Linked DNA regions of Homo sapiens: region 1 is linked to region 2. The links are chromatin loops, found by intact Hi-C in ENCODE. Cell type or tissue: PC-9. All regions are shown on one strand. Links, peaks and the distances in the headings refer to the core of each region. The heading gives the core; the rest is flanking DNA. Region 1 holds the start of MIR4253 (microRNA 4253). Region 2 has its middle 21 kb from the start of C1QB.

What was found. Hi-C counts contacts between places; a loop is a spot of excess contacts. Peaks named below come from ENCODE experiments on the same cell type or tissue, not always from the same donor. Only the 100,000 strongest peaks of a DNase experiment are listed, where the experiment ranks them.
Region 1: it touches region 2 in a loop (10-fold over the local background); 6 of 110 quality-filtered maps call a loop at or near these places.

The regions. Positions count from the first base shown.
Region 1 is chr1:22,860,809-22,863,308 of GRCh38, reverse strand. EPHB2 (EPH receptor B2) reads right to left here. Exons shown (of 16, transcript NM_017449.5): 4 at 117-272. MIR4253 (microRNA 4253) reads left to right here and starts at 83; the gene lies at 83-150. In PC-9, for the core only: CTCF peaks have their summits at 813 and 1,014; a DNase peak (open chromatin) is centred at 1,278; H3K27ac peaks cover 1,603 bases.
Region 2 is chr1:22,669,990-22,677,628 of GRCh38, reverse strand. No RefSeq gene overlaps it. Among named protein-coding and RNA genes, the nearest start is that of C1QB, 21 kb to the right of the region's middle. RefSeq lists an enhancer at 1-495. In PC-9, for the core only: CTCF peaks have their summits at 3,100 and 3,303 (motif pointing left); no DNase peak of the experiment used is centred there.

The sequences.
Region 1 (2,500 bases), core at 1-2,500, 190 kb before region 2:
TCCCACCAGGGAAAGACTGGCTGTAACCGGACGGCACCCAATCCTCACTCTGAGCTTTTCTGCAGGTAGACCTGGGACTCGGCCAGCCATCGCCCTTGAGGGGCCCTAGGACTTACTTGTGCAGGGCATGTCCAGGGGGTCCAGGTCTGCTCTGTAGTAGCCATTGCGGCAGACACAGTTGGTGGCCCCTTCAGAAGTGGTCCGGCTGTTGATGGGACAGTGGGTACAGGCCTCATCCCCTTGGTTGGCCTTGAAAGTCCCAGATGGACAACCTGAGAGAGAAGACAAGGAGAGTCACCAGGAAACTGGATGAAGACTCAGAGAGGTCACGAGCCACGCAGCCTCACGGAGGGGCCACACAGCCTCGCGGAGGGGCCATGCAGCACCACTGCTGGAAAATCTCATCTCTTGAAGGGTTTGAAGTCTCCAGGCCCCAACGTGGGAGTTCTAATTCTGTCAGGGCTCCCTAGTTTCTTGTCCGTGAGCTGTCTAGGGCTCCCAGCAATCTTCCCTCACCTATCCCAGCTTGGCTGTGTCATGGTCTCTAGAATCAATCCTGACCTAGTTAGGAGGCACATCTGAAGATGTCTGGGGCAGTGTGCATGGGTCCTGGTCTTGCTTAATAATGTCTGGCTGGGCCCTGATTCTTAGAACTAGATCCTTGGGTTACAGACAATTAAGATGATTATACGGCAGAAGAAAAGTCCTAGGGCAGTGTAGAGAGGTGATGTGGTAGAATAGAGGAGGACACTACTTTTGGAATAAGACCGACCTGGCTTTGAGTACTGGCTAGGCCTTTTACTAGCTGTGCAGCCCCAGACAAGCTGCTTAACTACTCAGACTCAGTTTTCTTATTTGTAAAATTAGGATTCTAAGGCCCATCTCTGCAGGGTCATTGTGAGTATTCTGCTTAAGCGTAAGGCCCATGGCACAAGGCCTTGCACAGTATAGGTGCCCAATGAATATGTGATCAATTTATTAAAATATTAATAAAAGGCGGGCCTGCAGTACCAGGGCCAGCCTAAGGAGGGCACTGCTTGCACTCGGCCCTCATTTGGCTTCTCCCATGGGCTGTGGCCATCATCCCTGATATGGAGTCCACCCCCACTGTAGCTCTGAGTATGAGGTTAGGGCCTATAAGAGGCAACTGCCTTGTGTGCACACATATTCAAATCCACCTTCCTCTTCTTGCTGGCCCTGGGCTGAGAATCAGGAGGCTGAGGGTCTAGGCCCTGCCCCTCTCCCAGCTTCAGCCTGCTGGGTTCATGAACCCAGCTCTGCTATGATACCTGGAAGAGATTGTGCAATGGGTAAGTGGGTGGACAGGAAACAGCTTTGCAACAAACATTTCATCTCCTTGGGATGAAATGCAGCTAAACCATCCACAGGCCCCCAGGCCCTCACCGGGAGTACATTTTATGCCTGGGTGCTGTGGGTTCTTCAGCAAGTGACTCAGCTTCTCTGGACATTAGTTTCTGTGTATGTAAACAATTAACATAAATTTCCCTAGTTCATTTTTTCCAGCTCTAGTCTTCAAGGCTTATCTTCCCAGTCCAAGTCTTAGCAAACCACCCTCCCTCAACCCTCAACCAGCTCTGGCCTCAGAGACCCTGCCTTTCTTGGGGCCCAGAACATTGCTTGGGTTCAGAGTGCTTTACTTACCCACCAAAATTATTTTTCTGGGGGTCTCCTGGCCATGCTCTCAACTCCCCCAGGATCAGAGCCATGTCTGACTCACAGCTGCTTGTCCTGTGCCTAGCTTAGAATCTGCACCCAGCAAGTGCTCTGTAAATACTTCTTTTGTTGTTGTTATTAATTTTATTTTTATTTTTGTAGAGATGGGGGGTCTCACTATGTTGCTCAGGCTGGTCTTGAACTCCTGGGCTCAAGCAGTCCTCCTGCCTCAGCCTCCCAGAGTGCTGGGATTACAAGCAAAAGCCACCACACCTGGCCCATAAATACATCTTGGAGCTGCCTCCTTAAGTGGAATGAGCATGGGCTTTGGAGGCCATGCAAGCAGGAGGGCAGTGAACATAGTGGTTAGTGTGCAGGCTGCTGGCAAACCCAGACCCACCTGTGTGAGCAGTGTGGCCTCGGGGAAGTCACTTAAACTGTTTCCTTATCTGTAAAATGGGACAACAGTATCTACCTCCTAGAGTTGTTGTCAGTTTATATTGCTTAACTTATGTAAAAACACTTGTAACAGTTCCTGGCAGTACTAAGCCATCTGGTTCAAAAGCAATTTGCTGAGAGACCTTAGACAAGTTATTTGACCTCTCTGAGCTACATTGTTCTCATTGGTAAGAGCATCTACCACATAAAGTAATCATGAGGATTACTGCACTGGGTCTGGGTCCCCTGAGTCGTCCTGCCCTCCCTCTCGCCTTCCTCTTGGGCACCGACCTTTCCCTGATGGCTGGATGAAGGGGCAGCCTCACCATCTTGGCACTGCCCAGAGCTTCTGGGCAGTCAGGACATGCAGGCTGCAGCCCCAGCTCTG
Region 2 (7,639 bases), core at 2,357-4,856:
AGCTACGTGGATGAAAGAATTCAGATTCAGCCTCCCGCTGAGATCCCAGCTCTGCCACATCGCAGCTGGGTGACCCTAGGCAAGTGACTTAGCCTTACTGAGCCCCTTTGTAAAATAGGGTGCTTCAAGGAAAAGATAGGGGTGCGTAGAAAGGGCCCCACTGAGCGCCTGGCACAGGAGGAAGGACCTTTGATCCCAGCCCTTCCCTGCCTTTCCCCTTCCCCTTGTAGGGGTGTGGGAAGGGAAGGCGTGGGGCAGGAGGGGATTAGCCCTGGGTCCCCCTCCTGGGGCGGCGCTTTTAACCGTGGTCTCCCCCGGGGATCAGCCCTGCCCCCTCCCAGGCCCCCGGCCAGGCCTGTGTTTGCCGTGGGGATCTGGGCTGGCCCGGGCCCCTGCCTTTCATTCCCGGGCAGCTTTTGCTTGCTTTGCGCGCCGTGGGGCCAGGCGGCGGTTATGCCCGCTCCCCAGGAGCAGATGGGCCGCAGTGGGAAAGCGGGCGGCTGGCCCTAAGAGGATTGGCGGCCTTTCTTCCCACCCTTTGTGACGCTCCCCGAGGGCCGCCAACGCACAGACCACAAAGGCCGCTTGTTTGGCCGCCTCTGGGGGCGCAGGGGTCACAGCTGACAGCGGCGCCCTTGGAGACGGTGGCACCCCAGTGCGCGGCAGAGCCGGGAGCACCTGGATCACCCGGGCTGGGGAAAGACGGGGGAATCCTTGTCTCCCTCCCACCTCCCAGAATTTCCCAGGGAGCACTGTTGCATGCAGGGGAGAGGTGCTGGGAGTCGGGGGGACTGCTAGGACCGTCCTTTAGAGGGGGCAGGCCCAGAGAGGGTCTGTCTACACGCCCCCATCACCTCACTGAGAGCTGGAGGCCCAGACAGGTCTGTGACTCAGCCAAGTCACACAGCAAGTTAGTCACCAACCAGGACTGACTCCTAGGGTCCCCAGAGCCCAGCAAAGCTCCCCGCCATCTTGGAAATGTGGTCTTCCTTTCCTGCCAGTTTACTCCGCGTAGCTGTGGGGACCAGGAGAATCTGAGAAAGGGAAGGTTGGGGGCAGCAGAAACTGGAGGGACTTAGCAAGAATAGTCCCAGAAGGGGCTTTTGACAATAGTTTGAGGCCAAGCTCCTAGTGAGAGGTGGAAGCTGGGGAGAGGAAAAGGACAAGAATTATGTCACCCATGAGCTTATTTTGAAAAACTGTTGGCTGGGCGCAGTGGCTCATGCCTGTAATTCTAGCACTTTGGGAGGCCGAGGCGGGTGGATCGCCTGAGGTCAGGAGTTCGTAAACAGTCTGGCCAACACGGTGAAACCCCGCCTCTACTAAAAATGCAGACAAATCAACCGGATGTGGCGGCGTGCACCTGTGATCCCAGCTACTCGGGAGGCTGAGGCAGGTGAATTGCTTGAACCCGGGAGGCAGAGGTTGTAGTGAGCCGAGATCGTGCCACTGCACTGCAACCTGGGTGACAGAGCGAGATTCCGTGTCAAAAAAAAAAAAATTGTTGCGTGCCTGCTCTGCGGTGGGTACTGAGAAAATCAGGAGAAATAAGATCAGGCTCAGTGCTTGGGGCCCTCTGCGTACTAGGAAGACAGATTTGTAGGCAACAAGCTCTAGCCCAGTTTCTCAGCCTTGAGAAAGTGACATTTAGGGCAGATAACTTCTGGTTGGGGGCGGTCCTGTGCATTGCAGGAGGTGTTACAGCATCCTTGGCCTCCACCACCAGATCTCAGTAGCAACCCTGTGACCCCAAAAAGGTCTCCAGACATTGTCAAATGTCCCCTGGGGGGATGCCAACCCCGGTTGAGAAACATTGGTCTAGACCATAATCCTGGTCATTTGTTCATTCATTCCACACATGTCAAGTTCATGCCTATTGCATTTGCCTCTTTGAGGAGAGAGTGAAATAGTTAATGCAGGGATGACATGGGCGTGCGGGTTACCAGGAGGCTCCTAAACAGGTGATATTTGAGCCAGACCTAGAAAGAGATGCTGGGACGGAGAAGATGGGAAAGAGGACATTGTAGGCCGAATTGGCAAAATGGACATTCTGGATTCATTCCTTAGAGGTACTCTGAGGGCCTGCTGTGTGCAGGGCATCTCTGGTGATACCAACAAACTGAGACAGCCCCTTTCCAGCATGCAGAGGCTTTGGGCATGCCGAGAAAGGTCTGCACCCGGTTCAGAGGCCGTGGAGGGATCATAAGTGCTTCCCAGGGAAAGGGAGACAGGGGCTACATCTTGAGGCTTAGCAGGCAGGAGATGGGCAGGCAGGAGAAGGAAGGAAGAGATGCAGACAGAGGAGGCAGCCCCTGCCCAGGCTACAGAGCCTGGGAGCCCAAGGCTTTGGGAGAACTACAAGGAGGCAGCTGGAACCAGGGCATGGCATTCTGACAGTGGAGATGGGGGCATGAAGCTGGAGTGGGAGATGAGGAGACGGACCTACCTGAAGAGCCTGGACTTGATACTGAGTCACTGGGGAGCTATGGAGGGCATTTGAGTAGAGGCATATTTTTGTTTTAGAAAAATCACTGTGGCAGCGGTGAGAAGATGGTTGGAGGGGAGCAGGCAAGAGGCAGGGGGACAGTTGCAGTGGTTCAGGAATGAGATCAGGGTGGCTGTGCACAGGGCGTGCAGGGGACAATCCCACAGACACCCGGGAGGTAAAGGCATTAGGATATGGGCTTGAATGTGGGGTTGAGGGAGCTGGAAGAGGCATCTGGGCAGATGATGGGTGTCTAGCAGGGCAGCCCTGAAATGAATCACCAGATTAGAAACACCAGATAAAAGATTGAGCAGAGAAAGATATGTCCGTGGGTCTCAAAATGAACTGTTTTTGAAACTTTTCCCTTATGCTCATCTTTAAATATCGATAACCAACATTTCTAAAGAGCTTAATGCTCTGTGCCAGGCACTGTTCTAAATGCTTCATGTACATTCACTCATTGAGTCTTTAAAACAATGCATCGAGGGAGTTGCTTTCCATCATCTCCATTTTGCAGATAAAGAAACTGAAGCACAGAGAAGTAACTTGTCCAAGGTTAACTAGCTAGCAAGTGGCTGAGCCAGGATTTGAACTCAGGCAGTTTGGCTCTAGAGTTTGTGCTGTCTGCTATGCTATACTACCAAAACATAGAGTTTGTTTAAAGCCTCCTTAACTTTGGCTATTTATAAAGTCCTGTAATCTTAATATAAAAGTAAAAAAGCAATGGCATTTTATAGGTTGTGGTGGTGGAATGTAAAAGTGGAATATCATCTTCTGGAATCTCAGGGAGTAGTTGGAAAGTGCCTACCGCCACCTGGTGGCAGTGTACCCCAAGTAGAGCCACGACAAAGGCTAAACCCAGTTTCTTTCAGTATTACTTTATGAAACTCCAGGCCAGGGTGATAAGAACTTACTAGTAATATATACACTACTATTATGAAAAATGTGTCATCTATGAGGGGGCAGGAAGAAAGAGAGGAGGCTCCCAATGCCCAGGCTGCGGGGTATATACTCTGAGGGACTGTGACTGTGGGTACTCAGGATGAGGTTGCCATGTCCTGTCCAGACCCTCTCACTAGTTCCCTAGACGACCAGCATTAGGCATTTCTGAAACAGCTGGTGGGAGCTAGGGGTGGGGTGGGGCGTTACTCTGCAAACATGGGCTGTACCCATGACCCCGACCTTCTAATCCCAGGGCTTAACTGACTTCATTAACTCCAGGGGGCTTGAGAGAGACCCCTCCCCAAAATCATTATCTGATAAACCATACTCAGAAAAGTCCTATTCCTGGGGGCCATGCCGGAAAACCTCCTGCGTGAAGGCAGGGAACGGGAGGTGATGCTCCTTGGCTGCAAACCCTCCGCTGCGTGAAAGGGCTGGGTCTGCCCCACCCCCTGCCTGCCAAGGGGCAACGAGGGAGAAAACTGGGTGAAAGCAGAGCATGCCGGGTAGCCCGGCCAGGAGCTGAGCGGTCCAGCCTCCCACCCCCCACTGTGGTTGCCATGGCAACTGAGGAGGGGAGGGAGGAGGAGAGGAGAGACCACTCGTCCCTCAGACAATGGGAACCTATTCCAGGTCACCCTTGGCCTTATCCTGAGGGACTCGGGGCAGTCAGCAGTTCTGGGCTCTTTGTACCCTGCAGCATGGAGATTTGGGGGCATAGTCTTCTGCTCAGGCCAGGCCGGGGGGCCCCAGAATGGGGGACAGAATCCTTGCCCTTGGAACATCCCAACCTTACCAGAGCTTACCCCTTCCTGGGCTCCCAGATCCCCCAAGATGAAGTTGGGTTCATTTTCCAAGGGCCCCTCCCCCATGGAATAGTGTGACCTTCTGTTGTGAAGTGAGCAGTGGGCACAGGGAGGAGGCAGCAGCCACTTTGGGGACAGGTCAAATATTTTATGAGTAATTTAATATCTGGAGCGCGAACCACTGAGCGGAGAACTCGTCAGCTGCCGGGAGCGAGAGCTGGTCTGGTCCTCATAACGCAGGGGCAGGGGTGGTGGGCTGACAGGGACGGACCTGGGGCCACAGGGAAGTTAACCCTTTCAGGGTCCTGGGATGGAGCTAGGAAGGGGCAAGGCCGTGGACCTGCCGTGCACCAGATCCTGAGCCATGCGGTTTGGGTGGCTTGAGCACTTTGAACCTGGGAAGGAAGGGTTGGCCCATTGGAAAGGCACTGGCTTTTAAACGGGGGGACCTGAGTTTGGCTCTTGCTAGCTATGTGACCCTGGACTAGTGTGAGCCTGTGTGAGCCTCAGTTCCTTATGCATGAAATGGGGATGATAGTAATGAGATCTATGCCATTCCTACCACGGTAAGAATTGAGCAATAATGAATACAAAGCACTTAATACAGTGCCCAGGACACAGCAGGCCCTCGATCAGAGGACCTGCCTTCACGACTCTGATGCTGTGTGAAGCTTGCCAGAACCCCTTGAAGCCCCCCAGAGCCCCTCAAAGCCCCCAGACATCCTTCATAGGGATCTCCCCAACACCCAGCTGTGTTCTGGATGCCTTTTCTTGTCCCGGGACCACCTGACAGACTTTCCTACCATTCTACACAAGACATAGCTGTGTTCTGTCTCCTGACATTTGCTTTAGCCTCTACTCAGAGTTTCTGCAGAGGGGGTCCTGTCCAGCCTGGTGGCATGGAAGGGGCCTGGGCCCTGGGTCAGAATCCCAGCTCAGCCACATTCCAGTTCTGTGACCAAGGCCAGGTGCTTCACTTCTCTGGGCCTTCATTTCTTCCTCTATGAAATGTGAGTAACAAAGTGCCGTCCTCGTAAGAATGCTGTCCCAGTTAATGAAGATCATTCTGTAAGGAAGCCAGCACAGCACCTGTTACATAGTAGGTGCTCATTAAATGGTGCTCTTCATCATTGATACTTCAAGAGAGTGGCTTCAGTGCCAGACTGTCTTAGTCCATGCCCCAGCTCTGCCGTGGGCTAGCTGTGAGGACTCGGTCAAATTACTTCCCTATACCTCACTTTCCAGATCTGTGAAATGGGCATAACAGTCACACTTGCCTCATGGAGATTAAATGAGTGAAGATGTGTAAAGTGTTTGGAACAAAACCTGGAACAAGGGAGGAGCAAAGTTGGTGCCAGGCTATTCTCTTTTTCTGAGGTTCAGAAGCAATTTGTGAAAAGGCATCTCCAGTCCCCTCCCCTGCCCTCATCCTGCCATTGGGACTGGGAGACAGGTCTCCCAGGCTACCTTTGTCTGGTGCTCGGGTTGCAGCATGGTGAGCTCTCTCCCTGCCCTGGGTTTATCTTTCTGCCTCCCTGAGGGACTCCAACAGCATCAAGGGCTTCTCCTGCCATAGGAATGGCAGGAGCACTGGTCTCAGAGTCACCTACGCACTGTGTGACCTCAGGTACATAACCCCACTCTCCAGAACGGCTTCTCTTGCCATGGGATTCTGCCCCTGCGTTAATCATGAAATCTCCCTTTTCCACGCAGCCTAGTCCTGACCATTGTTTCACTTCCTGGAAAAAATTCCATGTGCCTGAGCTGAGATGAGCCAGAGATCATCTGGTCCAGTCCCGTCATTTTACAGATTGGGAAACTGAGGCCAGGTATTGGCCTTATCACAGTGCTCCAAAAGGAAGAGCCCGGCCGGGCCAGGGATTTTACAGATGAGGAAACCCAGTCCCAGAGACTGGAGTCACTTATCTGAGGTCACACAGTGAGTCAGTGACTCTGGGAGCAGTGCTCCTGCACCTTACTTTGCCCCCAATTACCTACTTTCAATGTTGTTTCACTGAGAATGTCAAAGTCTCTCCCCACTTGGATCCAAGGAAAGGGCCATTCATTGAGCACCTGTGTCTACAAAGTGGGCAGCTCCATTCCCCAGTGTGCCCCTTTTTGTGTTTTCCTGGTTGCAGTGAGTGCCTGCTCCTGGAGAGGGACTACCCTGGGCAGCTTCCAAAGGTGATCTTTATTTCTTAAGAACCCATGGGCACATATATTATGTCCCCATTTTATAGATGAGGAAACCGAGGCTCTGAAGGGGAGAAGTGACTGCAGGTCACACGACAATCAGGCCTGGCCTGGCGGGGGGCTCAATGGGAGACTGTTCTCCCACTCCCCACGCCTGGCAGGACCTGCGCAGGTTTCCACCACGGTGAACTCGCTCTGTATAAAGCCATCATGGCCTAAGCTGTAAAACAGAAGGAATGAAGACATATTTTTCTGGTCTCCTTCCCCGGAAACCAGCTGGGGCTGGGGCCCGGCGAGGCTGACATTTATGTACTGTCTTTAATCACAGTAGCTGACGTATTCCAAATAAGGTCTGGAGACACCTTGTTAACGAGGGCCCAGCTGTCTCTCCTGTGGATACCTGTGCTGGCATGGGGAGCCCGCCCCGAGATATGCTAACTCAGGCCTGGAGCCTGCAGACAGACCCACCCTGTGGCACGGCTCACGTGCTGCCGCCGCAAGCCCTGCAGAGGCAGGGGCTTGTTGGAATGGCTGGAATCCAGGCTGGAGGGAGAAGGAAAAATTTGTCCTAAGGTGGGCACAGGATTTTTGCCTCTTGTGGCTCACCTGAACCTCACAACAACCAATAGTCACATTCCACAGGTGAGGATGCTAACATTTGTTGAGGGCCTACTATGTGTCTGGGAGGGTGTGTGGTTCTTTTGTTTTGTTTTGTTTTAAGACAGGGTCTTGGTCTGTTGCCCAGGCTGGAGTGCAGTGGTGTGATCATGGCTCACTGCAGCCTCTACCTCCTGGGCTCAACAGAGTTTCTCACCTCAGCCCCCCGAGTAGCTGGGACTACAGGTGTGTGCCATCACACCCAGCTAATTTTTTTATGTTTTGTAAATATAGGGTCCCATTATGTTGCCCAGGCTGGTCTCGAACTCCTGGGCTCAAGCAATGCACTTGCCTCAGCCTCCTGAAGTGCTGGAATTACAGGCGTGAGCCACTGTGCCCAGCCTTGTGTTTCTTTATAACAGCCAGATTTTATTTTATGTCTACTATGTGCCAGGTGGGTGCTTTACATACACTAGCTCATGGAATGCTCATAACAATAGTAGCCAATAGAGTTCCATTTTGTAGCCAAGGATATAAAAGCTCAGAGTCGAGGCGACTTGCTTGTCAAGGTCATCCAGCTAGAAGGTGGCAAAGCAGGAATGAACTCGGTAGGGCT